2 separate regions of the Homo sapiens genome follow, and region 1 is linked to region 2. A link is a loop called in an ENCODE intact Hi-C map of the cell type or tissue named here. Cell type or tissue: gastrocnemius medialis. All regions are shown on one strand. Each heading gives the region's core, and the rest is flanking DNA. Links, peaks and the distances in the headings are about the cores only.

Region 1 (17,064 bases), core at 8,628-11,127, 120 kb before region 2:
CCTTTTTTGGGAATGTTCAGGCCTTGAACATTGCAAGCCTGCTGAATTAATCCTTTACTGAACATACTTGAAGAGGTATAATATTGATTCTAAGTAGAATGTTATGAGTTATGCTATTATATATTATTATGATGTTATTATAATCCCTAGATCAACTACTAAAAAGAAATACCAAAAAACGGTCAAAGACAAAATGAACAAATTAAATAGAATACTAAAATTTGTTCAACTATCCCCAGAAAAGAAGCTGAAAGGGAAATAGAGAAATAAAAATCAGAGGAAAAACAGAACACATATAATAAAATAGTAGGTTCAAATTTAGATATTTCAATAATTACATGTAAATGCTAAATTAAGTGTAAATATTCTAACTATATCAATTAAAAGACAGAGATCAGAATGGATATAAATGGATTTAGAAGTCAATAAAAACATGAGATCACATGTTGCCTACAAGAAATGCACCACAAATATAAAGATATAGGTATGTTAAGTAAAATAATGGAAAGAATATACCATTCAAACACGAATTAAAAGAAAGCTGGCATGGCGTTATTAGTAACAGACAAAGTAAATGTTAGAGCCAGGGATAAAGAGACATTATACAATGATAAAAGGGTCAGTTCATCAAAAACACATAACAATCCTAAATGTGTATGCACCTAACAACAAAGCAGGCTGGACGCAGTGGCTCACACCTATAATCCTAGCACTTTGGGAAGCCAAGGTGGGCAGATCACCTGAGCTCAGGAGTTTGAGACAACCCTGGGCAACGTGACAAAACCCCATCTCCATGAAAAATACAAAAATTAGCCAGGCGTGGTGGTGCACACCTGTAGTCTCAGCTACTTGGGGGGCTAAGGGCAGGAGGATCACTTGAGCCTGGGAAGTTGAGGCTGCAGTGAGCTGTGTTCACACCACTGCAATCCAGCCTGGGTGACAAAGTGAGACCTTGTCACAAAACAAACAAATGAACAAGTAAAAAACATAAAGCTTCATGAACTAAAAAGTGAGAGAACTAAAAGAAGAAATAGATACATCCAAAATTATAATTGGAGACTTCTATACTTCTCTCTCGCTAATCAACAGAACTAGTAGATATAAAATTAGCAAGGATATAGAACAGAACAATACTATCAACCAACTAAATCTAATTTCATTATAGGACATTTCATTCGACAGGTAGATTGTACATTTTTTTCAGATACTTATGAAACATTCACCAAGACAGAGTGTATCCTATAGATTTCAAAGAGTTGAGTCATGCAAAGTATGTTCCCTGACTGTAATGGAATTAAGCTAGAAATCAATAATAGGAAGATAACAGGAAAATCTACAAAACACTTGGAAATTAAACAATATACTTCTAAATAATCCATGGGTCAAAGCGGAGTTATCAAGGGAAATTAGAAAATATTTTTAACTGAATAAAATAAAACTACAATATATCAAAAATTATGGAATGAAATTAAAGGAGAGCTTAGAGGGAAATTTAAAGCATTAAATGCTCACATTAAGAAAGAAGGTCTCAAATTAGTTCATTTAAGCTTCTACCTGGAACAAAATAAATCCAATGCAAGCACAAGGAAGAGGATAAAAAAGTTAAAAGCAACAATCAATGAAACGGAAAAAAGAAAAACAGTAGAGAATATTAGTGAAACAAAGAGGTAGTTCCCTTTAAGAGATCAATACGATTGATAAGTTTCCATCAAGACTAAAAAAGAAGATCAATAAAACGGATAAACCTGATATGGTCTGGATTTGTGTCCCTGACTAAATCTCACGTAAAATTGTAATCCCCCTGTGTTGGAGGAGGAGCCTGGTGGGAGGTGATTGGATCCAGAGGGTGGATTTCCTCCTTGCTGTTCTCGGGTTAGTGAGTGAGTTCTCACGAGATCTGGTTGTTCGAAAGTGTGTAGCACCCCCACCCTCGCTCTCTCCTCCTCCTGCTCCAGCCGTGTAAGGCATGCCTCCTTCCTCTTCACCTTCCACCATGATTGAAAGTTTCTTGAGGCCTCCTCAGCCATGCGTCCAGTATAGCCTACAAAACTGTGTGAGCCAATTAAACCTTTTTTCTTTATAAATTACCCAGTCTCAGGTAGTTCTTAATAGCAATTAGAGAACAGACTAATACAAACTTCTAGCAACACTGACAAAGGAAAAAACAGAGAAGTCACAAACTACCAACATCAGGAATAAAAAGGGTGACATACCGTAGAAATTAAAAGAATAATAAGAGGATGTTGCAAACGATTCTACACACATAAATTCAATAACAGATAAAATGGAGCACTTCTGCAAACCACAAACTAACAACTCACTCAAGATGAAATAGAAAACCTGGGGAAAATTGAATTAGGAGTTAAAAATCACCTGAAAAAGAAATCTTCAGGCTCCAGGTACTTAATTGATGAATTCTACCAAAACCATTAAAGACGAAATGGCCAGGCATGGTGTCTCACCTCTGTAATCCTAGCACTTTTGGGAGGCCGAGGCTGGTAGATCACTTGAGGTCAGGAGTTTGAGACCAGCCTGGCCAACATGGTAAAACCCTGTCTCTACCAAAAATACAAAAATTAGCTGGGAGTGGTGGCACGCACCTGTAGTCCTAGCTACTAGGGAGGCTGAGGCAGGAAGATCACTTGTAACCCAGCAGGCAGAGGTTACAGTGAGCCAAGATCGTGCCACTGCACTCCAGCCTGGGAGACAGAGCAAGACTCCGTCTCAAAAAAAAAAATTAAGAAATAACACAGATTCTTTTTTCTTTTTTTTTTTCTGATGGCATCTCACTCTGTCACCCAGGTTGGAGTGCAGTGGCGCAATCTTGGCTCTCTGCAAGCTCCGCCTCCCGGGTTCACGCCACTCTCCTGCCTCAGCCTCCCAAGTAGCTGGGACTACAGGCACCCGCCACCACACCCGGCTAATTTTTTTGTATTTCTAGTAGAGACGGGGTTTCACCATGTTAGCCAGGATGGTCTGGATCTCCTGACCTTGTGATCCGCCCGCCTTGGCTGGGATTACAGGCATGAGCCACCGCGCCTGGCGAAATAATACAGATTCTAAACAAACTTTCCCAGAAAATAAAAGAGAAGGGAACACTTCCCAACTTATTTTATCAGGCCAGCATTACTCTGATACTAAGTCCAGACAAAGATATTACAAGAAAATAAAATGATATGCCTTATGAATATTTTTGCAAAAACACTCAATAAAATATTAGCAAATTTAATCCAACAAGATATAAAAAAGAATAACATACTTGTTCAACATGCAAACATCAATCAATGTAACCCATCATTATGACATTCTAAAGAAAACCACATGATCCTATCAATGTATGCAAAAATATCACTTGGCAAAATTCAATATTCATTCGTGATTTTAAAAACTCTCAGCAAACCGAAATAGAGTGGAACTTCCTTAACCTAATAAAAGGTATTGTCAGTGGGCTAAATTGTGTTACCCCAAAATTTATGTAATGCCCTAATCCCCAGTACCTCAGAATGTGACTGTGTTTGGAGACAGAACCTTTAAAGAGGTAACTAAATCAAAATGAGGCCGTTAGGGTGGACCCTAATCCAATCTGACTGTCGTCTCTATGAGAAGAGGAAATTTGGACAAACAGAGAAGCACCAGGGATAAGCCCGCACAGAGGAAAGACCATATAAGGATATAGCGAGAAGGAGGCCGTCCACAAGCCAGGAAGAGAAGCTCCAAAGAAAATAAACCTGCCTACACCTGGTTCTTGGACTTCTAGGCTCCAGAAATGTGAGAAACAAACTTCTGTTATTTAAGCCACTCAGTTGATGGTACTTTGTTATGGAAACCTTAGCAAACTAATACAAGTACCTACAAAATATCTACAGCTAACATTATATTTAGGGATGAAAGGCTGAATGATTTTTCTCCCAAGATCAGGAATAAAGCAAGAATGTCTGCTGTCATTGCTCTAGTGCTTACGAAGAGGAGAGTTCAGGTGATTTATCAAGGTAGCCCATTCCAGAGATGTTATCTCCTCAGGTCAATACCCCCCAAGACCAACTACACACACACACACACACAAACACACACACATATACACATACACCTGTTATCTGGATGTCTTAGTTAAAACTAATTTTCACCCACAATATCAAAATAGTTGCCTCAATTCACTTTAAGTGTCCAGAAGCAGCTTGGGCATAATGAGGAAAACGGACAGGGAATCAAATTAGCAGCAGGATTATGAGGTCTGCATAAAAGAAAACTTAAAAAGGAAAGAAGAATTTCAGGGCACTCATATATGAAAATTACAGCCTGCACATCCCTGCAGTGTTATAAAGGGTCAGAGTGCATTTGATGGAGCTTTCTAACCATTATGTTCTCTGGTCATAATATAATATCTGTATTCTAATTAAAAAGGAGAAAAGGATGATTATTTAAAAAGCATAAAGCTTCTTAGAAACCTCAGTTTCTGGCATTTATTTGAAGGTTTCTACTCTCCCCACATATAATGTATCTGAGCAATTTAGAACTATATCTAACAGGCTCCACTTCACATCTACTCTTGCAAGAAAACGGTTTCATGCAAAATGTGAAAATTGCAGCCGGAGCCATTATGTAAGCTACTTAACCTATAGTAGGGGAGGTCTACATGCTATATGTTGCTCTGGATTGTCATGGAAAAAAAAGGTTCAAAAGAAAATAAGGATTATGTTCTGAGGCTGTTTTTCCCTGAGGCTCTTTAAACAATGCCTCTATCTGTTCCCCATTTTCCAATTGTCTTTTCCAGAGATGTGGCAATAATTTAGTTGTATTATGTGCTGTCACTTCTGCATTAATAAACACCAGGACCTGCTGAGTAATTACAGAATAACCTCATAATAAAATGCAGTGAAGAGCTCTAATTAAATGTTAATGTTGCTTAAAACTATCCTACTTTAAAATGAAAATTTTCCATCCATGTATCCTAATGAGTTATCAGAATGCATTACTCCCAAATAAAATGTACAAACGAGAAGGTAAACATAAAATATTACCACCAGTAGGCATGTGTGTGGAAACATTTATAATCAAAATTAATATACTACATTAAAATTACTGAAATATAAATGCATACCAAAATGCTGTAACAACAATGGGGGAAGATTTTTATGAAAGCTCATGCTTCACTTTGAAAGGGAAAAATGCCAAATTATTCTTCAGTCACGTAGTAGGCAATAGAGGTTAAAGCTACTTCTGAACATGGGACTAACACAAGTTAAACTAAGAACATCTACAACTTCTATAAAATAATAGAGCTAAAAGAAAACTCACTGTCTAATTGAAGAAACAAGGACTTCCATTTACTTTATTCTTTAAAATCTGCCAAGAAGGGGTTCCCCTCCCATATTATGTTGCTCTGCTTCTTCACCCACACATCATCCTTCTGGGCATTTAGTGTGCTGACCTAGGTAGACATGGTGAAAATCTATTACTCATAGGTATCTATATAAACCCATTACTCTTTTTGTTTTTTGTTTTTTTTTTTTTTGAGATGGAGTCTCACTCTGTCACCCAGGCTGGAGTGCAGTGGCACAATCTTGGTTCACTGCAACCTCCGCCTCCCATGTTCCAGCGATTCTCCTGCCTCAACCTCCCAAGTAGCTGGGATTACAGACGCCCACCACCACACCCAGCTAATTTTTTATCGTTTTGGTAGAGATGGGGTTTCACCACATTGGCCAGGCTGGTCTCAAACTCCTGACCCCAAGTGATCCACCCACCTCGGCCTCCCAAAGTGCTAGGATTACAGGCGTGAGCCACTGTGCCCCGCCCAACCCATTTCAATTTTCATATCACAGGAAGAAAGTCACAATCATTCCTCCTTCCTTTACATTGCCGGAATAAACAAGTCAATCCATTTAGTCTTTGGAAAAGACCTATCCCCCAACTCTTCTGCCATTATCTGCTGAAATCTGCTATACATTCATCTCACATTTCTGTCAAACCACTTATACTGCTACTTCTCATAGGCCTAATTAATATTCTTTCATGTAATCAGTCTTAAAATACAATCACAAACCTAGTATAGTATTACCTAAAGAATTCTGCAATATGTATTCCTGTTTTGTACTTCCTGTTAGCTTACTCTTTTTCTCCAAGATGAAAAACTAAGAAAAGTTTTATCATTGACAAATTTGAAATCTTTGTTTCCATTACCAGGCTCTTGCGTTATTAGGGATATGTGCCCACTTCAGTGACCTGAGTCCTGGATATCTCCCACACTTGACCTTCCAAGAAGTGGAATCCCTCACACCCACTTATAATACAAGCTGTTGATGCTGCTATTGATAAAGATATTTGTTTACTGCTGACTGTGATGAGATATGTTGGGACCTTTTCTTCCCAGTTTACACCAAATACATAGAAGAGGTGACTTTTCCTAGCGTTCCTCAGATTCTCTTTGGCCATGGCTATGTCTCTTTGGAACAAGACTAGATGCTCTAAGAACTTCTGCTGAACAGCTTGTACAGCCCGAGAGGAGAAGGAGGGAAGGCAAGGAGACATCCAGGGCCTGGCTGAGACATCTCATGTTCTCTCCCATCCCTGGGAACTTCCCATCTGTGTGCAGGGGATTGTCTGTGTCATGAAGAACCAACATGGCACTGACCACCAATCAGTCACCAGACACCACAAAGAGTTGTCGGCAAATGGCGAGACCTCCCCTGCTGCCCCTTGGAGAACAGGAAATAGAGTCACTCGGCAGTTTTCAGGAGGATAATACTTCAGGACACAAGCTTTGGAGTCAGACAGACTTGAGTTTGCATCTCAGTTCTGATGCTTGCTAGTTGTGCCCCCTTGAGCAGTTTGCTTAATCTCTCTGAGCCTCCATTTCATCATCTATGCATTGAGAATAATGCTCACCTCACAAGATTATTATGAGAAATAGGTGAGCAATATATGACAAGCACTTGGCATGCTGAGTGATTCAAGTATTTAATTAGTGGAAGCTGCTATTATTACTACTACCGCCTCTATTAATGGTGTCTTTCCCCGCAAGTAGCAACACCTCCTGGCTTCTATAGTAACACTGATGTTCTTACCTTGAAAAACTTTCAAGTCATCTTGGCCTCTCCCTCAGTCCCCACATCCAAAGTCACCAGGTCTTATCAATCCATCCTCTCCTTTGCATCTCCATTGCCACTCCTCTAGTTTATAGCTTCACTAACTCTCACCTTGACCTTCACTCAGTAAATGTCTATTAAAGCACCTACTGTGTGCTGGGCATGGTGTAAAATACACACATGTAAAATATCTCAAAATATGTATAATCTGGTGGTATGGCAAGGAAATACAGACATTTAGACAGGTAACCAGAATGCAAGGCCAAATGAAACAGCATGGAATATTTAGAAAGGTTTCACATACATATGATTCAACAACAACAAAAAAGATGTACAGGAAGGTTTCACAGAGGCATTGCCCCTTGAGGGGAAACTTGAACAATTAATAAAAAGAAGAAAAAAAAGGCATTACAGTCTGAGAAAACAGCATGAGCAAACACAAGACCTCAAGAATTATGTCACGTGGAGAAAATGCTGAGTTATACAGTGGGACCAGAGTGGGTGGGGAGGACAGAGCCACAGCTGAAGTCGGAAGCAGTCAGTCAGGGGAGTGGAGTGCTTCCAATTCCCCTTCAATGTGGATTCCTCCTGCCTCAAGGTGGATTCCCCTTAAAAGTCTGCCTCCTCCCCTAAAGGCTGTACAGCTATAGACAAAGTACTTACCTTCCCTGAGACTCATTTGTAAAATGCAGACAACAAAATACCTACTTCATGCTGTTCTTGAGGGGATTAAATGAAATAATGTAGGTAAAGAACTTTACACAATGCCTAGACTATAGTAGGCACTTCACAGATGGTAGTTACTGTTTTCCTAGGAAGCTGTCATGGACTGAATGTTTGTGTTTCACAAAAATGTGTATGTCAAAGCACTAACCCACAGTCTGGCTCTATTTGGAGATGGGGCCTCTATGGAACTAAGGTTAAATGAGGTCATAGGGTGTGACCCTGGAGTCTTGATTCAAAAGGATTAGCCTTTATAGAAAGAAACACCAGAGAGCTTGCTCTCTCTCTCCATGAGCACCACCAAGTAAAGGCCACATAAGCACACAGTAAGAAGGTGGCCATTTGCAAGCCATCTGCCCTCACCAGAAACTGAACTGGCCAGAACCTTGAACTTCTAGCCTCCATAACTGTGAGGAAATAAATTTCTGTTGTTTAAGCCCCAAGTCTATGGTATTTTATTATGGCAGCTCAAGCTGACTAGTACGGAGGCCTTGAATGGCATTTTAAGGGGTTTATTCTTTATTTTGTGGACAATGGAGATGCCTTAAACATTTCTGAGAAGGCAAGAATTAACATTTATATCTGACTATCTGAGAGTTGAAGAGTAATGGGGATGTCCTCTTTACTGACCTCCTGCACCCTGCCCCTGCCTCTTCCCATCCATTCATGACAACCAGTCTATGATTAATATCTCCAATATGGCTCAGATGAGCTGCTCAAAATGTTGGCCTATAGAATACAGCCTGGATCCCTTAGTTTGGCATTCAAGCTGGGAAGATCAGACCCTGGCTTTTGCCACATTTGTGTCTTTGCTCAAACTGTTCCTTCCACCAATAATATTATTTCCTACTGTTTTCAGACAGAATCCAATTTATCCTTTAAGACCAATGCCCATGCCACTTGTCTTATGATGTCTCCTCTCCACTGAACCCCTACCGTTTATGCCTCTAGCATGTCACGGTGGTCAACCTCTCTATTCTAAATAATGTTGTTTATAGCTCCTCTAGTAGACTGTAATGACCTGAGGTCAATTTTTGTGGCTTTCACATTACATGGCACAGAAAAGAATTTGAAGGAGGTATGAGGGAAAATCTATAAAGCAGGAGAGAAAAACATTAGGCTTACATAGGAGAGAGACAGTCTGGAAGAGAAGAGGGTTTTTGAGAGCAAAAACTCTTATTGAAAGGAGAATTAGAGTCACTTGATGTGGGTGTGCATTGTGAAACAGATGAATTTCCCTGCACCCCAATTCCCTACAGAGTCTCCATCTCCATTATACTCCCATACACGTGAATTCTCTGAAATTCCCATGAGATACTAGATGGGAAAGATGGTTATTGGGTGACAATAATCATAATCATAGTTAACATCTGTTGAAGACATACCTGGTGCCTGGCGCTGGGCTACAGTACAGGTTTTCAGTATTCCATATGTTATGTTCTTTTTTAGTCCTGAAATGCCTGTCTTTCTGTTGATATAATGTGGCCATTTAAGTGTTCTTTTCATCTGAAATTTTATTCAGAGATTTATCCAGAGGATTATATGCTGCATTAAAACAATGAGTTCAGTCAGGGAGCATTCATTTAGAAAGTTTCTAACCCTATCCCTCCTCTGTTTAAGACTAATATTAAGACCCTTACTTAAGACTCAGGCACTTACATCACTGTAGTTTTAATTCCAACTTTCTGGCTTACTAATGAGGAAAAACAACTTTTATTTTGATTTTGAAAACATCTATTAAATCCCTATAAAATATCTTGGTTTTTTTAAAAATACATCTGAGATAATCTTTCCCTACACATATTTTAAAAACCTTAAAACCTTTTCCTTTTTTTAAAATGTTTTATTTCCATACGTTTTGGGGGGAATGGGTGATGTTTGGTTACATAAGTTCTTTGCTGGTGATTTGTGAGATTCTGGTGCACTTATCTCCAGAGCAGTATACACTGAACCCACTTTGTAGTCTTTTATCCCTCACTCCCTTTCCACCCTTTCCCCTGAGTCACCAAAGTCCATTGTATCATTCTTATGCCTTTGCATCCTCATAGCTTAGTTCCCACTTATGAGTGAGAACATACGATGGACAAACAACTTTTTTATGTCATTAGTCATTTCTATATTTGCACCCCAGTCTATCAGAGTCACTGGTGAAAACTGGCAAAGGGTGAAGGAGAACTCAGAGAGGAAGAGGCTAGGTGCCCAGGATTAATCCCAGCCCTTGGCATGGAGCCTGCCTGCCTCCTTTTTCCCAGGACCCAGTTCTGTCTCCTTCCCTCCCCTCTATTCCTCCAAGGCCAGCCCCAACCTTTCCTAAGATTTTTATTTTATCTAAAAACTTCCCAATAATTCTACTTGGAGATACTTAAGCCAGGAGGACAAAGGATACACAGTCACAAGCCTGGCGTACTCGCAAGTGAAACAACACCCAGAGACAAAATTTATTTTTAAATAAAATATGGAGATTTCTGGTTACATGAAATAAATATACAAATTACCAGTATTCTCAATGGGCTTCGATGTGTGCAGTTAGTAGCCATGCCCTTTGCTGAGAACTCTACTTGCATTATCTATGTCAGTCCTCATGGAGGGGGGTGCTGAATAATTACTATCTATCTCCTTTAGCAATGGGAAGGGTAGGAAGTTACCCTGGGTAGATGGCGCAGGACACTGAGAGTCCTGTTTTAATTTTGACACAAGGAAAAGAGATTTTGCTATATGCCCTCAGCTAGCTTAGGTAGGAAAGGGAGAATCTCCCTTCTTATTTTAATCAATATGTGACTGATTTAAAGGAGCCTCAGAGGCCTTTAGCACTAACAAGGCCCAATCTCTAGGAATTTAAGAATGACAGTGAGTCTGGCACTGTGAGGAGCCTGATGCATGATACCACCGGGGCGCTGAAAGAACACGGCTTATATCACATCTCACACCCTGCCTAGAGAAAGCCACTTTTATTCTAGGCCAAATTCCAAAGTGAAACTGGCAATGGATTTGTTATAATGTTAAAGTTAAATAAAATTGTTCCCAGTAATACAATCACTTTCCTGCTTTTGAAATCTTTATTGTTTGTTATTACAAAAGCAAATAAAACACACAGAGACTGTTGCTGTGCACACCTGCAGTTCTTATTGCAAGCTCCCCCAACCCTCCCTGAGGGCTTTCTCTAGCAGCAGAAATTAGCTCACTACTGTGCAGGGCAGGCAGGTGCTGCCAGGCTGTAAGCCAATCCCTGTTCCCCCCATAACGAATGGGAGATGGAGGGTAAATTGCCCCTCGGGTGGGACAACCTGAGGTGTGTTCTACACAGTTTTCAGAGGCCCCCAGTGGAATGCAGATCCAGTTGCCCCCAGCAGTGACCTGCTCTGAAGTAGTTTCCTTCCTTTCCCTCTCCCTTCACCTCTGTCATCAGGGCTTCCTGGGATCACCTCCCAAATAAACTACTTCTGCATAAATCACTATATACATCTGAGAAAGCCCAACTCAAGACAATTGCTGTAGTTTGAATATATATACATACATATATATATATGTATGTATATATATATAGTTTGTTTGTTTGTTTGTTTGTTTTGGAGATGAAATCTCACTCTGTCGCCCAGGCTGGAGTGCAGTGGTGCGATCTCGGCTTACTGCAACCTCCACCTCCTGGGTTCAAGCTATTCTCCTCCCTCAGCCTCCCGAGTAGCTGGGACTACAGGCATGTGCCACCCCACCAGGCTAGTTTTTTTTATTTTTAGCAGAGAAGGGGTTTCACCCTATTGGCCAGGCTGGTCTCAACTCCTGACCTTGTGATCCGCCCAACTCGGCCTCCCAAAGTGCTGGGATTACAGGCATGAGCCACCACACCTGGCCCAGTAGTTTGAATATTTATCCCCTCCAAAAGTCATGTTGAAACTTAATCCCCAATGTGGCAGTATTGAGATAGGGCCTTTAAGAGGTGATTGGATCATAAGGGCTCTGCCCTCATAAGTGGATTAATCCATTCATGGATGAATGGGTTAAAGGGTCAATGAATATATGGGTTACCATGGGAGTGGAATGGGTTGCTTTATAAGAAGAGGAAGAGGGACCTGAGCTCACACATTCACACGCTCATCCCTCTTGCTGTGTGATACCCTGCCCTGCCTCAGTTCAGAGTCCCCATCAGCAAGAAGTTTCTTACCAGATGTGGCCCCTCGCCCTGGGACTTCATAGCCTCCGTAACTGGAAGAAATAAATTTCTTTTCTTTATAAATTACCCAGTCCGTTTTCCATTGTTATAAGCAACATAACAATGCCCATATATGAGTTTGCTGAGGCTGCAATACCAGAGTACCACAGACTGGGTGGCTTAAACAACAGAAATTTATTTTCTCACAATTCCAGAGGCTGGAAGTCCAAGATCAAAGTGGCAGCAGGGTTATTTCTTCTGAGGCCTCACTCCTTGGCTTATAGATGGCCATCTTCTCCCCTTGTGTTTACACAGCCTTTCCTCTATTGTGTCTTTGTCCTCATCTACTCCTCTTATAAGGACACCAGTCATATTGCATTAGGGTCCACCTATATGACCTTATTTTACCTTAATTATGTGTAAAGACTCTTTCTCCAAATACAATCACATTCTGAGGTACTGGGATTAGAACTTCAGCATAGGAATTTGGGTGGGAACACAATGCTGCCCCTAAGAGCCCAGTATAATCAAAACAAAGTTATATCAAATATTTATTGAAAACACATGCTTGTGTTGACTTCACCCAGCCAGTGAATGAGTCAAGCCTGGTAGGCTGTGGTGGGATGTTTGCTCTGAATCTGCATAGGCTTGTCTTCCAGAGACACATTTATATTCTGATACTATAAAGCAACCATCAGCATTAAGGGAATTGCCCAGTTAGGAATTTAGCATAGATTAATCCAGGCTCCTTCATTCTAACTATTTCTACTGCCCTCTAGGGTGACCAACTCATCTTGGTTTGTCTGGGACTGTCCCGATTTTAGCAATGAAAGTCCTGCATTTCAGTACTTTTTCCGGGGCACAGCAGGATGGTTGATTATCCTTAGTCTCTCATATTTGAGAAATGCGGGGATTTGGGGGAATCAGGAGTAGATAGAAAGAGAGAGAACAGATGACCATTTTGTTTGTCAGGCTGGGTTGGATTGGATGACTTCTGAAATTGTTTCCCGTTTCATTAGTATGAAGAAACAAAGATGTTATCAACTCCTTGGATATTTACCTCTGAAATTCAGTAGTTGGTGAGAAGGTGAGACCAAACATGATAAAAATAATAACTCTAGCAATATTCCAAGAGAAGCTGAAAGGAAGGTGAGAGAGCAGATAACTCCTTGGGAAAAGGTGTCCTCACACTTCCAGACAGAAGAGATCCTCTCTTCTTCTCCTGCCTCACTCACACACTCATGCTCCTCTCTGATTTCCGGTTATACTGGAAATCATCTGTTAGACTTGTCTGCATGCTTCTTTTTCCTACTAGATACCAAGTTCCTTGAGAGACTGGGTCTTATTCATCATTGAAGACCCTGGCACCAAACAGGTATAAATAATTACCTTTTTTCTTCGTATATTTTATTCACAATACATTGTGCTCCCAAAACCAGCATTACCTCCAGTGGGTATCAGGAGTGCCTGGAAAAGAACATTATTGAATGGGTGATCTCTTCCATAATAATCAAACTAATCCTATTACTGATAGAATTACTGATTAACAGTGCCCTTTCACCCCTTGAAGCTTAGTATTTGTGATAGATCTACACTGTGTCTTTCCATTTGATTCATGCAAGATCTACATTATTAGATTGTAGCCATTTCTCAGCCAAGAGTAATTCTGTTGCTTCAAGCTATACATCTATTCTAATAGATAGAGGTGTTTTTTGTTTTTGTTTTTTACCCAATCTTGTCTGAGGTTTTCCATTGTTTTTGCTAGATAAGTCCAACATTTATTAAGTACCCACTGAATATTTTGCATGAATACCATTGATTTATTCAAAAAAATTGTGTCGGATATTTTAGGACTAATTACAGTGGCAGTGTGGTATTATACAGAATCTCTGCCTTCAAGCAATGTCTGATCTATTGAAGGAAATGAGACATATATACATGAAAAAATAACTGATTGTGGATCTTATGTAAAGCAGTAAATTTAATGTGCCAAATGAGTAACATAGAAAATAAATTCCCTGAATTATAATTATTTTGTTTGTGTTGCCAATTATACTGTGAGTATATTGAGAATATATTATTTTATAACCTCAATACCTGCTTTTAAGAAGACATCTGATTTTTAACAAGTTTCCAAGGTGATTCTTCTTTTTTTTTTTAGACAGAGTCTCCCTTTGTCACCCAGCCTGGAGTGCAGCAGTTTGATCTTGGCTCACTGCAACCTCCGCCTCCCAGTCTCAAGCAATCCACCCCCTCAGCAGCCTCCTGAGTAGCTAGGACTACAGGTGCATGCCACCGTGCCCGGCTAATTTTTGTATTTTTTGTAGAGACAGGGTTCACCATGTTGCCCAAGCTGGTCTCAAAGTCCTGAGCTAAAACAATCCACCCACCTCAGCCTTCCAAAGTGTTGGGATTACAGGCGTGAGCCACCACACCCAGCCTTCCCATGTGATTCTAATTATGCTGAAGTTTAAGAATCACTACTGTGGACAATAGGAAGAGATTAAAGAATTTGGGCAATAACATGGCATGATAGAGATATTTGATGAAGATTCATCTGGTGGAGTGCAAGATAGAGCAGAGCATGGAGAAACTGAAGATAGAGGAGACAGAAAGAAAGCTGACTGCATTTTTCCATGCATGAGATAATAACACCGGAACATTAGGAATAGTATGAAGGAAAGATCGGGTAGGCATGGAAAACATTGAGAAGGAGGAATCGCTGAACTTGGTGACTGAGTGTTAAAGAAGAAGAGGGGGAATGAAAAATAATTTCAACATCTTTAACTTTAAAAACTGGAATAATAATAACAGTAACAGCTAACATATATTAATCACTGTGGCAGTCACTGTGGCCTGGCTGCCTCTACAACCATGCCCAACTCTCTTCTCTTATTACAGAAGCTGGAAAACTAGATCGTCACTTTCTTAGCCTCCTTCAAAGTCACGGGAGGACATGTGACTTAGTCCTGGCAATAAGATGTAGGGAGAAATCTTTTGGAAGGCTCCTGGGAACTGGGAAAGCTTTTGCTTTCCTGATGCAAGAGACAGTCGATGCCACCCCTGCCTTTTCCCCTTCATTTTGCCTTGATCCCTGGAGCTGCAGCAGCCTGGTGACCTGTGATAGCCATGAAGATGAAAAGCTGACATGGGAAAGATGGCAGAAGGGAAAGAGAAAAAGACATGCAGTCTTTGGTGGCACCACTGAACTGCTGCAGCAAGGCTGGAACTTCCCACCTCCAGAATTCTACTTATATAAGATAATTATGAGCCAGATGTGGTGGCTCATGCCTGTAATCCCAGCACTTTGGGAGGCCAAGGCAGGTGGATCACCTAAGGTCAGGAGTTTGAGACGAGCCTGACCAATATGGTGAAACCCCATCTCTACTATGTTGTGGCATGAGCCTGTAGTCCCAGCTACTCGGGAAGGCTGAGACAGAAGAATTGCTTGAACTAGGGAGACGGAGGTTGCAGTGAGCCAAGATTGCACCACTGCACTCCAGCCTGGGTGACAGAGGGAGACTCCGTCTCAAAAAAAAAAAAAAAAAAAAAGATAATTAAATGTATTTATTGCCTAAGCTATTATTAATTGGTGTTCTGTTACTTGCAGCCTAATACAACCAAACTGATACAAGCACTGACTACATTCCAGGCATTGGTCTAAACATTTAATTCAATGCTTACAACAACTTGATGAGGGATGTGTTATTATTACAAAGAGGAGGTAAGGAGGCACCAGGAAGTCAAATAACTTATCCAAGTCCACATACCTAGTAAATAGCACAGCAGGGATTTAAAACCCAGCAGTCAGCCTCCAAAGCCCTCAATTGTAATCACTATATATACAGTTTCTCAATAATCGTGATAGCACAGATAGAAAATAAGGAGTTGGGAACAGGTGTTAATGGCTGGAAATCTGAGTAGAAATATTCATCAAGGAGTTAGAAATGCCAAGTCTGAGGCAAAAGAATATAAAGGATATTATTTAGAATAAGGAGCCATCTGCATTAAAATAAGAGTTTATTTAGAGCCTACAGCGGTTCCAAATCCTCCTTATCTACAAGGTGAGATGAATAGAACCATAAATATATAGCATGGCCTGAATACTCTTTTGTTGACAAAATGCCTTTGACTATCCAAAAACTGGCTCCCTTGTTACTGCAAACGTTTAAATTCTGGCCTGTGAATACAGTAACATCATTTAAAGGAATGCTGTGAAGTGGGGTCCAAGGCTGCTCTCCACTCCTGGCTGCCAGGGAAGATTTTTGGCTACGCATAGCAATTCTCCATTGTAAGCCAATGCCAAACATAGCGTCAATCTTCCAGCCAGCTGCCAGTTTGCAAGGCCATGGTGACCCAGCAAAGCTACCCAGAATCTGAAGTGGGCTTCCAGGGCTGTTGACCATTCTATCACCTTCAACATCAGGGCAGCCTGTCCTCAGAAATGAGAACGGATGCTGTTTACCTTTATTCCACTGGTATTCCGAGTAAAAAGTGAGGACCAAAAAGCGAGAGGGAGGGGGAAACAGATAACATTAATTCCAAATAATAAAAATAATGGTAATAAGCTTGCCGTTTTTGAGCACTGACCCTGTGCCAGGCTCTGTGTGGAGTGAATGCCTTTCACGGATTATCTCACTTGAAGCAAATTAATCTTGTGTCTGCTTCTATTTTAACAGACTCACAAGGTCTGTCGCCCAGGCTGGAGTACAGTGGCGCGATCTGGGCTCACTGCAAGCTCCGCCTCCCGGGTTCACGCCATTCTCCTGCCTCAGCCTCCAGAGTAGCTGGGACTTACAGGCGCCCGCCACCACGCCCGGCTAATTTTTTTGTATTTTTTTGGTAGAGACGGGTTTTCGCCATATTAGCCAGGATGGTCTCGATCTCCTGACCTCGTGATCCGCCCGCCTCAGCCTCCCAAAGTGCTGGGATTACAGGCGTGAGCCACCATGCCCGGCCCAGACTCACAAGGTTTCTAAAGAAAATCGTGGTTAATCACTGAAGATACTGTGGCATTTGCCAATTATTGTTGTCGTTGTTGGCTTGCTTGGGGTTTTGTTTGTTTTGTCTTCTTTATTCAAAGGCCTAACAAAGGTCAGCTGGAATATT
Region 2 (14,540 bases), core at 1-2,500:
ATACGTTGCATATATTATTGACCTCAAGTGTAAACTGATCCAAAGAAAACCCCCTGCGTTTTATATCATATCATCTGTACAGTTTTGCTTTGATATTTAGAGAACATGATCGAGGTTATAGGAAATTGATTGCCCATTCTCACTTGAAAAATACTTCCTAGGCCGGGCACAGTGGTTTATGCCTGTAATCCCAGCACTGTGGGAGGCTGAGGCGGGTGGATCATCTGAGGTCAGGAGTTTGAGACCACCTGGCCAACATGGTGAAACCCCATCTCTACTAAAAATACAAAATTAGCTGGGCGTGGTGGCACGTGCCTGTAATCCCAGTTACTTGGGAGGCTGAGGCAAGAGAATCGCTTGAACTCAGAAGGTGGAGGTTGCAGTGAGGCGAGATTAGGCCATTGCACTCCAGCCTCAGCAACAAGAGTGAAACTTTGTCTCAAAAAACAACAACAACAACAACAACAACAACAAAACTTCCTAGGCCAGATGTGGTGGCTCATATGTATAATCTTAGCACTTTGGGAGGCCAAGGCAGGAGGATTGCTTGAGGCGAGGAGTTCAAGACCAGCCTAGGCAACATAGGGAGACCCCCATCTCTACAAAAATTTAAAAATTAGCCTAGCATGGTGGCACGCTCTGTAATCCCAAATACGCGGTAGGCTGAGGCTGAGGAGGGTGGATTGCTTGAGCCCAGGGGTTTGAGGCTGCAGTGAGCCACAGTCACGCCACTGCATTCTATCCTGGGCAACAGATGGAGACCTTGTCTCAAAAAAAAAAAATTCCTGACATCGCTATGTATTCCCAACTTTATCATTTGTCTGCCTGTTTAGTTTTGACTTATGTTTTTTTTTTTTCCCCCCTGTGGACATGTAGTTGACGGAAATCGTGAAGGAACTTTAATATTTTATTTAAATTTCCCAAAACTAATCATGCCTTATGTGACTAATCTTCAGTGATAATATTTCATCTACTGATATATTTTCTTGAGGTGTGTAATTTTCAGTATACCTTAATCATTTGGTATAAAAAAGAGAGAGGTTTTTGATATATGAATGCTGTTCTTGTAAAAATCAATCTTGACACTTTATTTTAAACTTTTTATTGGTAATGACAGTGGGTTTTGTACATCATGATTTTCAATTTAGGATATCTGTCTAATTTGTTTTTTCAGAGTAACTATATTGGAATTCAATAAAAATATTCAAAATTTTTCTTAAACCTGGAATGGATTATTTCATTAAAATAGAATTTACTATATATAATTTTAAAAGGTTTACTGTAAGTTAGATTATTTACCTTCTGCTGCAGAACTCTCATTACCTGTCAAGTACTCATTTCCCACCACCCCCGCCACATTCCTTCTAACAGAATCTTGATTTTGTTAGGTATCTACCTTGTCTGCTTGCTGTGACTTCAGAAAAGTCAGAAAAAGATGCCCTTTTCCCAAGCACTTTACTGCCATCTGCTGGAAATTTGTCATAATAACCTTACAAATGACTGTGAGTGAGGCCTCCTGGAGTTGTGCACTACACAACTTGCACAACCATAGGAGTGGTCCTGTGTCTATCCCTGTCCTGTATGACTCAGGGGATGGTGATCCCATCCCCAGTTCTGGAGGTAGATCTTGTATGAATGGTTTACTATTCCTGGTCACTTTACTCTCCTTGCCTGTGATTGCTTTGATAATGGGTATATAATCTAGTTCTGGACAGTGACACTGGATGACAAGTCTGCTGGGAAGCTTCTAGAAAAGGATTCTTCACTTTTAAGAAAGAGATATAGGACAAAGTTCCCTTTTCTTCCTCTGAGCAATGCTTTTAGCATGATACCTGCTATCATGCAGGTAGCCATTTTGTGGAGCTAGAGCCCAGCTATACTTTCCATGCCTGAGCCCATCCTATCCATGGACTTCATACTTGAGATAATAAACACATTACCTTATTATTTCCAGCATCTTGAATTAGTTTTCTGTAACTTGTACCAGAAAGCATCATAACAGTTTCCAGTGTAATCTCTGGGCCTCTGCTCCTGCCACCCTTCTGGCACTTCCTGTCTTCCCTTCCCCCTTTCCCTCTTCTCCTCCCCTTTGCTTCTCTGCCCTCCTCCTTCTTCTTCCCTTCTTTCCCCTCCCCCCTCTTTTTCTTCTCCTTCTCCACTCTCTTTTTTTTTATTTTTTATTTTTTATTTTTTTAGAGATGGTCTCACTGTCACCCAGGCTGGAGCACAGTCGTGAGATCATAGCTCATTGTAACCTTGAACTCCTGGGCTCAAGCAATCCTCCCAAAGTGCTGGGACCACAGGCGCATGCCACTATATCTGGCTAATTTAAATTTTTTGTAGAGATGGGGTCTCACTATGTTGCTCAGGTTGGTCTCGAACTCCTAGGCTCAAGCAGTCCTCCTGCCACTGGCCTTCCAAAGCACCGCGTTTACAGCTGTGAGCCATGGTTTCCCAGACCCAGCTGCCTTTTCTCTTCTGCCACTGAGCATAACCTGGAATCAATCCTGGATGCCTGCATTCTAATCTAGCCAGCAGGATTGAAGCAATAAAGAAGAGTAGAAAGAAAGGGTTGAAGCCAGGTGCAGTGGCTCGCTCCTATGGTCCCAGCCACTGTGTGGTGGGGAGGAACTGAGGTAGGAGGATCCCTTGAACGTAGGAGTTCATGTCCAGCCTGGGCAATGTAGCGAGATCCAGTCTCTTAAAAAAAAATAAGGAAGAAACAAAAAGAGTTGACAAGAAAGGCTCTAGTAGCCACCACATTCCATTTTGGTTTCATCTTACTAGAATTTAGTCACGTGACCACAACTAACTGCCAAGAAGGCTAGGAAAGTGGCATGTATTATGGGCATTGGATACCAGCTAAACTGTGTAGAGAGTATGGATGGGCCTGGGCACAATGGCTCATTCCTATAATCCCAGCACTTTGGGAAGCCAAAGGCGGGATGATCGCTTGAGCCCAGGAGGTCGAGGCTGCAGTGAGCAATGATCACCACTGCACTTCAACCTGGGCAACAGAGTGAGACCCAGTCTCGAGAAAAAAAAAAAGTATGGGTGGATACTGGGAAACAGCAAGAAGTTTTTGCCACCCATTAAGTGGATTTTATAGTTTTCTTACCTGATACAGACTAAGAGCATTAAAATAACATTTTGCCTAATGGCTTTAACAGCCATGGATGATTATTTTTCAGATCTATTATTTCATTAGGGATTGCAAAATGGTAGTGTTCTAGTTCTAACATTTTTGGTTTTTGGGGATTTGTGTGGAGATAACATCCCTCTTGGATTTCAGGGTAGTCTGGGGGAACATAATTAACATGGGGCTAGCTCCTGACGTTCCAGAAGAGAATGGAATGTAGAATTAAGTTCTGAAAGTGTTTTCAGTTGTGTTGATTCATTCTGCACACCCTTTTAAAGGTAATGAAAATGTGCACAGCCTCCTGAAACTCCCTGGCACAGTCCTCCATTCAGAGAAGTCTTTTCTAATTCTTTGGTGACTCAGTTTCCTTTAGTAGCCTTTGATTTGCCATCAGTTATAAAATATTTTGTTTTGTAAACAAATTTCAATTATTTTTCTTCAGAGGCCTCCTAATGATTTGCCTCACTCTATGAACTCAAGTTGTTTAGCCAAGGCACCTTGTCAATGCTTTCCAACCAAAGTAAACAGGTTAGATTTATTACTTGTAGCATGGGGTGACTCAGTAGGAGGATTATTTGGGGCAGGGTCTAAGGAAACTGTTCTGTTGAGATTGGATACTCTCAGAAAGCAGGATCAGTTATACTATTGGCTGCTCTACCATTGACTGCCTCAAATTTTTTCTATAGGGAGGGCAGACAAGAGTAAGGATAAAGCTGTCATTGGTAAAGAAGTCAGCAGTCACTCATTTTAGTGGAGATAGGATGTTTGGGTACTTTGTACGGCACGATGCCCTTGTATTTTTCTGTGGTTAGGCAAAATTCTGAAGTGGCCTTATTTAGTCTTACTTTATCATGGTCTCTGAGTAACCTTTCTGATCCAGTCTCTAAAAAAAAAAAAAAAGAAAGAAAGAAAGAAAAAAACAAAGGGTTGACAAGAAAGGCTTTGGTAGCCACCACATTCCACTTTGGTTTCATCTTACTAGGATTTAGTCACGTGACCACAACTAACTGCCAAGAAGGCTAGGAAAGTGATTATGTCCAACAGAAGACTAACTGGTATAGCTGTGGGTGCCAGGCCAGCTTTTTATCAGGGGCTGCTTTTTTTCCTTTATCAACCTTAAACTTCTCCCTAATTAGCACCAAGGCAAATTAATAGATTTTGTTTCATTCAATTCAGAAATCATGTATTGAGCTTCCTCACAGTGTCCCCTCCCCTGAAGCTGAATGGATAATGGCTTAGTCAGGCTGGCACCCCAGTCTGCCCCAGATGCGGATTTAATGACTGTATATGACCTAGGGGATCAGCTTTGAGGCAACTAGACCTTCCTTTTCCTTGCAACTCTGTGACCCGTCTTTCTCGAGGTGTGCTGTTTTTTGCTTTAGTTTAAAATTTCCAGCTTTTTGGTGGGTGCTATAGTCAAATACAAAACCTAAACAAGTAAGGGAATTGATCTATTCAGGCTATTACAATAGGAAAAGCACTCCAAATCCAAAGATCAGAGTCTCTTGGCAGGGTGGTTTTGCCTTAGACTTTTATAGAGAGGAGTATACAAGTTACAGGTGGAGGACTTACATGTGGGATTGTTTTGCAATCAGAAGTCTCAGTCAGTTGCCAAACAGGAAATATTTATCTCTGTGTCATGCTGGTTTTAGGTGGACAAAGAGTTCTAATAGAGAGACAAAGAATGAGGAATTGGGCTGAGCATGGTGATGCACATCTGTAATCCCACCACTTTGAGAGGCCCACACAGGAGGATTACTTGAGCCCAGGTGTTCAAGACCAGCCTAGGCAACATAGCAAGACCCCGTCTCTACGGAAAAAAAAAAAAAAATTGTAAAAAAGAATGAGGAATTGAAGGGTCTGTGTCTGGTCTTGTCCCACTGGGATGGGATAATCTCATGGGATACCATATACTATGGTGTATGCAGTTCATGGGTGACCAAATCATTGTTATGTGATGCATGCCTGTAATTTGTAAAATTCCTTGCAGGTATACAATTTATTGATTAAACAATTGGAAGTTTGGAGAAATATATTATTGTGCCATTCATCTAAATTTCTCTTTTTTCCATACACTGTGTATCTTTTCCTTTCTTTTATCCCTTTGGGTTAAGGATGTTTTAGTTTTAAATGAAATAAATCAAACTAAAACTAGCATAGTGAAAAAGCAATTGTAGTGATCAACAAAATAAGCCCAGGGATAGAGCTGGCTTTAGCCATGATCATGTAACTAGTTACAGTCTAGGGATTAAAATGCACAAAGACCATACCTCATATTTCTTTTCTTTTCTTTCTTTTTTTTTTGAGATGGAATGTCACTCTTGTTGCCCAAGCTGGAGTGCAATGGTACGATCTTGGCTGAGATCAGGAGAATCACTTGAACCTGGGAGACAGAGGTTGCAGCAAGCTGAGATTGCATCATTGCACTCCAGCACTCCAGCCTGCGCAATAGAGCCAGACTATGTCTCAAAAGAAAAAAAAAAAAGGAAAAGGAAAAGAAAGCACTAATCCAACTTCCTGTCTGGAGACAGGACAAACCTAGGAATTCTCTCCCTTTCTTCGCCATTCCCATTTTGCCACTCTCAAGATAGACTAAGAGTCAGTTGATATAGAATACTAACCTGTATTTGGTTGCAGGAGTAGAATGCAATTATTAAGGCTCAACAGCTTTGTTCCTTTTTTAAAAAAACATAAACATGTTGCTTTGGCCGGGCGTGGTGGCTCACGCCTGTAATCCCAGCACTTTGGGAGGCCGAGGCAGGAGGATCACAAGGTCAGGAGATCAAGACCATCCTGGCTAACACGGTGAAACCTGTCTCTACTAAAAATACAAAAAATTAGCTGGGCGTGGTGGCGGGCACCTGTAGTCCCAGCTACTTGTGAGGTTGAGGCAGGAGAATGGCGTGAACCTGGGAGGCAGAGCTTGCAGTGAGCCGAGATTGCGCCACTGCACTCCAGACTGGGTGACAAAGCGAGACTCCATCTCAAAAAAAAAAAAAGTGTTGCTTTGTTTTTTAGAGGCAGCGTCTCACTCTGTCACCTAAGCTGGAGTGCAGTGGTTTGATCACTGCTCACTGCAGCCTCAACCTCCTGGGCTCAAGCAATTCCCCCACCTCAATCTCCCAAGTAGCTGGGATTACAGGCGTGCACCACCATGCCTGGCTAATTTTTATTTTTTGTAGAGATAGAGTCTCACTAGGTTGCCCAGGCTGGTCTCGAACTCCTGACCTCAAGTAATCCTCCTGCCTCAGCCTCCCAAAGCATGAGCCATTGTGCCCAGCCAAGGCTCAATAACTTTGACGAAGCCTGAGTCAAAGTGAGAAGAAACAAATAGGTCACAATGGTATTTAGAGAGAAGCCTAGAAATACTTTGAGAACCAAAAATAGTATTTTGAAAGCAAGTAAAAAAATATAAAAAAAACTATGAGTTCATAGTTACCCTCCTTCTACCACACACGTGCTCCAAAAAAAGAAACCGTATTGTTTGATTTTGAAGGTTGGTAGGGACCAATTTGTAATTCTGAAAATTGGTAAATAAAAAGGAAAAAAGCATTTATTCTGTTATTCCTGTACTAACTGCATTTCAGGATAATCTGATAGAGGAAAAGCTCTTCTTTATAGAACAATACCAGCTAATAAATGCAAAAAGGAATATTAGAACATTACCATTGTGCAATCCCTAACGAAATAATAGATATGGGAAATGATCCTCAATGGCTTCTAGGTAAAATGTTAATGAGGAACTTTTTTTTTTTTTTTTTTTTTCCCAGACAGAGTCTCCTTCTGTTGCCTAGGCTGGAAGTGCAGTGTGGTGCCATCTCGGCTCACTGCAACCTCCGCCTCCCAGGTTTAAGCAATTCTCTTGTCTCAGTCTCCTGAGTAGCTGGGACTACAGACATGTGCCACCACACCTGGCTAATTTTTGTATTTTTAGTAGAGATGGGGTTTCACCATGTTGGCCAGGCTGGTTTCGAACTCCTGACCTCAAGTGATCCACCCGCCTTGGCCTCCCAAGGTGCTGGGATTACAGGCATGAGCCACCATGCCCAGCCGATGAGGAACTTTTTAATGGATGGATTATACTGAAAAATATCTGTACTCATCTATAATCTTAACATCACCAAAAGCAGGATATGCAGACATTACATGCCTCCTGGTGTGTTGCAACAGGAAGTACATATGCCCATCTATGAATTATTCTTGCCAGAAGAATTGAACCTGAATCTAATCAAGAATCTAGATCTAACTTACTGGTTAACAGGAAATGTAGGAAACAGAGGAACAAGTTAAATGAAAATACAGTATATGATCAGCCAATTCTAAAGTGTGAGAAATCCTATAGGACAAATAGCAGCTTGCTTGCTTGCTTGCTTTCTTTCTTTCTTTCTTTCTTTCTTTCTTTCTTTCTTTCTTTCTTTCTTTCCTTTCTTTCTTTCTTTCTTTCTTTCTTTCTTTCTTTCTTTCTCTCCTTCTTTCTCTTCTTTCTTTCTTTCCTTCTCTCTCTGTCTGTCTCTTTCTTCTTTTAAGACTGGGTCTCGCTCTGTCACCCAGGCTGGAATACAGTGGCATGGTCACAGTTCACTGTGGCCTCAACCTTCTGGGCTCAATTGATCCTCTCACCCTCAGCCTCCCAAGTAGCTAGGACTACAGGCACATGCTACCACAATCAGCCAGTTTGTAAATAGTTTGTAAAGACAGGGTCTCCCCTTGTTGCCCAGGCTTGTCTCAAACTCCTGGCCTCAAGCCATCTTCCCGCGTCAGCCTCCCAAAGTGCTGGGATTACAGGCAAGAGCCACCACACCCGGCCTCTTCCACTTCTTAAAAGGACACTAATTCCATCATGGGGTTCAACCCTCATGACCTCATCTAAATCTAATTACCTCCTAAAGGCCCTACCTGTAAATACTATCACATTGGGATTTAGAGTTTCAACATGAATTTTGGGGAACACAAGCATTCAATCCATAGCAATAATCCCCAAAACTGAAAGTTTCTCAAAGAGATATTTATGCATACATGTTCACAGCAGCATAATTAACAATAGCCAAAAGGTGGAAGCAACCCAAGGGACCAACAGTGGATGAATGGATAAACAATTTGTGATACATACATACAATGGAATATTAATTCAGCCTCAAAAAGAAAGGAAATTCTGATATATGTAACAACATGGATGAAACTTGAGGACATCATACTATGTGAAATAGTCACAAAAGGACTAATACTCTATGATTCCACTTCTATAACCTAGAATAGTCAAATCCATAGAGACAGAAAGTAGCATGGTGGCTGCCAGGGGTCAGAGAAAGAAGGAAATAGTGAGTTATTGTTTAACGGGTGTAGAGTTTCAGTTCTCCAAGATGAAATGAGTTCTGGATATTGGCTGTACAACAATGTGAAGGTACTTAACCATTTTATGTATGTATGTATGCATGTATGTATGTATGTATTTTTGAGATGGAATCTTGCTCTGTCGCCCAGGCCGGAGTGCGGTGGCATGATCTCGGCTCACTGCAACCTCCGTCTCCCAGGTTCAAGTGATTCTCCTGCCTTCAGCCTCCTGAGTAGCTGGGATTACAGACATGCGCCACCATGTCCAGCTAATTTTGTATTTTTAGTAGAGATGGGGTTTCGCCATTTTGGCCACATAGTCTTGAACTCCTGACCTCAGGTGATCCACCCGCCTCGGCCTCCCAAAGTGCTGGGATTACAGTGTGAGCCACCACACCCAGCCAGTACTTAACAATTTTAAAGTGTACAGCTCAGTAGTGTTAAGATAGTCAATTTTATGTTATGTACATTTTACCACAATTTTTTTAAAGGTGAGGGTAATTGTTATTGATTAAAAGAGAATTAAGGTACATATCAATCAAATGCCATATATGGTCCATGTTTGGATCCTGATTGCAGCCAATCAGCTGTAACACAAACAACAAAACTTGAGATTCATTATATAGAATACTGCAGCTCTGCTCAGCTCAGCCTCTGGGGAGGTGTGTTGACTTTGTCATCTGACAGATGGAAGCTTCAGTCTTGCCTTTGTCACTTAACCATGTAGGCTTGAGCAAGTTACTTGTTTTCTGTTTTTAAATTTTTTTATTTCCATAAACATTCATTGACTCTCTGGGATGTGCTTATTATCTATTATGTATTAGACATTGACTGTGCTCAACAATAGAGACATAAGGCCGGGCGCAGTGGCTCACGCCTGTAATACCAGCACTTTGGGAGGCCGAGGTGGGCAGATCACGAGGTCAGGAGATCGAGACCATCCTGGCTAACACGGTGAAACCCCATCTCTACTAAAAATACAAAAACATTAGCTGGGCGTGGTGGTGGGTGCCTGTAGTCCCAGCTACTTGGGAGGCTGAGGCAGGAGAATGGCGTGAACCCGGGAGGCGGAGCTTGCAGCGAGCTGAGATTGTGCCACTGCGCTCCAGCCTGGGTGACACAGCAAGACTCCGTCTCAAACAAACAAACAAACAAACAAACAATAGAGATATAAAGATAAATAACAGGTTGGGCACAGTGAATCACACCTCTAATCCCAGCACTCTGGGAGGCCAAGGTGGGAAGGAAGGCTTGAGACCAGGAGTTCAATACCAGCCCAGGCAACATAGAGTGACCCTATCTCTACAAAAAATTCAATTAGACCGGGCGCAGTGGCTCACGCCTGCAATCCCAGAACTTTGGAAGGCCGAGGCAGGTGTATCCTGAGGTCAGGAGTTTGAGACCAGCCTGGCCAACATGCCAAAACCCCATCTCTACTAAAAATACTGGGCATGGTGGCGGGGGCCTATAACCCCAGCTACTCAGGAGGCTGAGGCAGGAGAATCACTTGAACCCAGGAGGTGGAGGTTGCAGTGAGCTGAGATCATGCCATTGCATTCCAGCCTGGGTGACAAGAGTGAAACTCTGTCTCAAAAAAACAAAAACAAACAAACAAAAAACAAATACAAAAAAAAATAAAATATTAGCCAGGCATGGTGGTGTGCACCTGTATCCTAGCTACTCTGGAGGCTGAAGTGGGAGGACCATTTGAGTCCAGGAGTTCAAGGTTACAATGACCTGTGATCAAACCACTACACTCCAGCCTGGACAACAGAGTAAGACCTTGTCTTTTAAAAAAGTCATAACGTTTAACTCCACCATCCAGAGATGATGGTGGTTATCATTTTAGTGAATTTTGTTGAAAATTTTTACATCTTATGATTTTTTATTTTAGTCTTAAAAATTATTTTATTTTACAGACAGGGTCTTGCTCTGTCACTCAGGCTGGAGTACAGTGGCTCAATCATAGCTCACAGCAGCCTCCCACGCTTGGGCTCAAGCAATTCTTCTGCCTTAGCCTCCTAGGTAGCTGGCACTACAGGTGCAAGCCACTATGCCCAACTAATTGTTTTTTTTTTTTTTTTTTTCTTTCTTTCTTTCTCTTTCTTTCTTTCTTTCTTTCTTTCTTTCTTTCTTTCTTTCTTTCTTTCTTTTCTTTCTTTCTTTCTTTCTTTCTTTCTTTCTTTCTTCTTTTTCTTTTTTTTTTTTTTTTTTTTGAGAAGGGATTCACACTGTGTTGCCCAGGCTGGTCTTGAACTCCTGTCCTCAACTGATCCTACTGCCTCGGCCTCCCAAAGTGCTGGGATTGCAGAAATGACCCACTACACCTTTGGCTTTCTTCTAATCTTCTGCCTTCTAGGTCCACATGGTCAACCTATGGTTTTGTCCAGCACCAGACTGGACAAATGTGTAAGTTAGCAATGCAGACATCATTGAAGATTTTGCAGGGGAGACAGAGGAAGGGGTTTGAATTGCACACTTCACAGCAGGAACATAAAGGCCACCACTGGGTGGGCGCGGTGTTTCACGCCTGGAATCCCAGCACTTTGGGAGGCCGAGGCAGGCAGATCATGAGGTCAGGAGTTCGAGACTAGCCTGACCAACATGGTGATACCCCGTCTCTATTAAAAATACAAAAATTAGCCAGGAGTGGAGGCGCTTGCCTGTAATCCCAGCTACTCAGGAGGCTGAGGTGGCAGAATCGCTTGAAACCGGGAGGCAGAGGTTGCAGTGAGCTGAGATTGTGCCATTGCACTCCAGCCTGGGTGACAGAGCGAGACTCTGTCTCAGTCAATCAATCAATAAATGCCTCCGTTAGCCATTCCCAGTGTCCCTGGGATTCCCTTATCAGTTATTCTCTGCCTCCTCTCTGCTTCAGCTTCTCCCAACACCACCCCCTTCCCCCATCTTCCTCATTCCTTCTCAAGAGCAGTCAAATAATTCTTCCCCTTGTCTCATATGAGCAACACCACCCTCCTCTCTGAAGCTTGGGTACCAACCAAATCAGGCTTCCAAGGCTTATCTTCCACCTAGGGGCAGGCTAGCAAAGCATCTTCTCAGCAAAACTTTGTCTGTCCACATATAGATTTCCCATTCCAGCTGTTAAGGAATAGTATTCTCCATGCCATCACAGGAAGGCTTTAGGCAAAGGACAGACAGTGAGATTCATGTCCTAGATAGATCAGTGTAGAAGGTGTGGAGGGTGGATTTGTAAGTGCAAGACTGGAGACAGGGGGACTAGTTGGTAGGCTGTTGCAGTAGTCTAGGTGAGTGATTGTGAAATCTTGAACTAGAGTAGAAAGGATTTGAAATATTCAGATGTAAAACAAGCAGAATTTGGTGATTAGAATAGGGAATGGGGTGGAGGCGGGGAGGAAATAAAGGTAGCCTCCAATGAATCCTGCCTCCTAGTATTCATACTTTCATGCAACCTGTCTCCTGAATGTGGGATAGACCCAGTGACTTGCTTCTAATGAACAGAATGTGGCAAAGGTGATGGGATATCCTGTCTACAATCAAGTTATAAGTGACTCTGACTTCTCTTTTGCTGATTTTCTTTCCATGGCTCATCTTACATGCTCAATGTGATGCAGAGGGCCACCTGTTCAAGGAACTAAGGGGAAGGAACTGAGGGCAGCCTCTGGCTAATAGCCAGCAGGAATGTGTCCCTCAGTCCAACAACCCTCAAGAACTACCACCAAACACTATAGAAGCTTGGAAACAGATTCTGCCAGTTGACCCTGAAATGTTCGTGGCCCTGACTGACACCTTGATTGCAACCTTGTGACAGCCCTGAAGCAGAGGATCTAGCTAACCCATGCTCAGATTTCTGACCTATAGAAGCTACGACATAAGAATTTTTTTTTTTTTTTTTGAGATGGAGTCCTGCTCTGTTGCCAGGCTGGAGTGCAGTGGTGCAAACTTGGCTCACTGCAACCTCCGCCTCCGGGGTTCAAGCAATTATCTGCCTCAGCCTCCCAAGTAGCTGGGATTACAGGCATCTGCCACCACACCCAGCTAATTTTTGTATTTGTAGTAGAGACGGGGTTTCACCATGTTGGCCAGGATGGTCTTGAACTCCTGACCTTGTGATCCGCCCACCTCGGCCTCCCAAAGTGCTGAGATTACAGGTATGAGCCACCGAGCCCGGCCAAGAAATTTGTTTTAAGCCACTAAGATCTGAAGAAATAGTTCAGCAATAGATAAATAAGGTAATAGGTGTATAATAGTGTTTAGTAGATGAAAATGTCATTTTTCATCCATTTTCAGCCAGATTGTTACCTTAGACCAGAATATTTCAAATTGCAGGCTGCAATCCATTAGTAGGTCATGAAATCAATTTAAAGGGTTGTAATCAACATTAAGAAAAATTGGGCTGGGTATGGTTGCTCATGCCTGTAATCCCAGCATTTTGGGAGGCCAGGGCAGCAGGATCACTTGAGGCTAGGAGTTCAAGACCAGCCTGGGCAACACAGCAAGAATCCATCTCTACAAAAAAATAAAAAATTAGCTGAGCATGGTGGCCGGTGCCTGTATTCCCAGATACTTGGGAGGCTGAGGTGGGAGGATTGCTTGAGCCTGGAAGGTTGAGGCTGCAGTGAGTCATGATTGCACCACTGTACTCAGCCAGGGTGACAGAGTGAGACCTTGTCTCAAAAAAAAAAAAAAAATTGAAGTAGAATAGGGCCAGGCATGGTGGCTCACTCCTGTAATTCCAGCACTTTGGGAGGCTGAGATGGGAGGATCACTTGAGGCCAGGAGTTCGAGACCAGTCTGGTCAACATAGCAAGATCCTGTCTCTAAAAAAAAGAAAAGTAGAATAGAATAAAATAAAATACATAGAACATTGCACTTAGTAAAGGTAAGTATTGTTTCCCAAAACTTTTGTTTTCATTCATTTATTTATTATTTATTTATTTATTTATTTATTTATTTATTGAGATGGAGTCTCGCTCTGTCGCCAGGCTGGGGTACAGTGGTGCAATCTCGGCTCACTGCAACCTCTGCCTCCAGGATTCAAGTGATTCTCCTGCCTCAGCCTCCCGAGTAGCTGGGATTACAGGCTCGTGCCACCACACCCAGCTAATTTTTGTATTTTTATTTTTATTATTTTATTTATTTTTTTTTGAGACGGACTCTCGCTCTGTTTCCCAGGCTGGAGTGCAGTGGCATGATTTTGGCTCACTGCAACCTCTGCCTCCCGGTTTCAAGTGATTCTTCTGCCTCAGCCTCCCGAGTAGCTGGGACTACAGGCACGCACCACCACACCCGGCTAATTTTTGTATTTTTAGTAGAGAGGGGTTTCACCATGTTGGCCAGGCTGGTCTCGAACTCCTGACCTCAAGTGATCCACCTGCCTTGGCCTCCCAAAGTGCTGGGATTACAGGCATGAGCCACTGTGCCTGGCCTTGTTTTCATTTATACACATACCTGTGTATTGAGTCATGATGTCAAGGGAATTTCTGATAGTGGCTCAGTATCAATCAAATTCGAAAGCCAGTGTCCTGGGCTTGCTTTTCAGATTGGGGTGATGGATTATTTCCTAGTCTTCCAAGGTTCCCCTCATGATTGGTGGAGATTGTGGTTGCCCAATTTGACCATAGGGCCAAGCAAATCCACCTGGCACCAGTTGACAGGACCCAAGCAGTATGTTTCCTTAGGAAAGCTAACATTCTCTGCACTAAGTTAAGGAGCCAAAGGCAAAATGATGGCACAGAAACCACCCCTCCCCCTTTTTTTTTCTCAGACGGAGTCTCACTCTGTCACCCAGGCTGGAGTGCAATGGCATGGTCTCGGGTCACTGCAATCTCCGCCTCCTGGGTTCAAGCGATTCTCCCACCTCAGCCTCCTGAGTAGCTGGGACTACAGGGCCATGCCACCATGCCCGGCTAATTTTTGTATTTTTAGCAGAGACGGGGTTTCACTATGTTGGCCAGGCTGGTCTCGAACTCCTGACCTCATGATCCGCCCGCCTCAGCCTCCCAAAGTGCTGGGATTACAGGCGTGCACCACCGCCCACCCCCATTTTTAAAGAAACCCCATTTTTAAAGTATAAAGCTTCTTTTCTCCC

The links. Hi-C counts contacts between places; a loop is a spot of excess contacts. Peaks named below come from ENCODE experiments on the same cell type or tissue, not always from the same donor. Only the 100,000 strongest peaks of a DNase experiment are listed, where the experiment ranks them.
Region 1: it touches region 2 in a loop (2.3-fold over the local background); 1 of 110 quality-filtered maps calls a loop at or near these places.

What each region holds. Positions count from the first base shown.
Region 1 is chr9:84,055,659-84,072,722 of GRCh38, reverse strand. LOC101927575 (a long non-coding RNA gene) reads right to left here and starts at 9,280. Exons shown (of 9, transcript NR_110995.1): 1 at 9,194-9,280; 2 at 5,296-5,428. In gastrocnemius medialis, for the core only: no CTCF peak of the experiment used is centred there; a DNase peak (open chromatin) is centred at 9,983; H3K27ac peaks cover 1,387 bases.
Region 2 is chr9:83,924,992-83,939,531 of GRCh38, reverse strand. QNG1 (Q-nucleotide N-glycosylase 1) reads left to right here. Exons shown (of 4, transcript NM_032307.5): 4 at 1-1,221. The coding sequence ends at 21. Among named protein-coding and RNA genes, the nearest start is that of KIF27, 11 kb to the right of the region's middle. In gastrocnemius medialis, for the core only: a CTCF peak has its summit at 1,481 (motif pointing left); no DNase peak of the experiment used is centred there.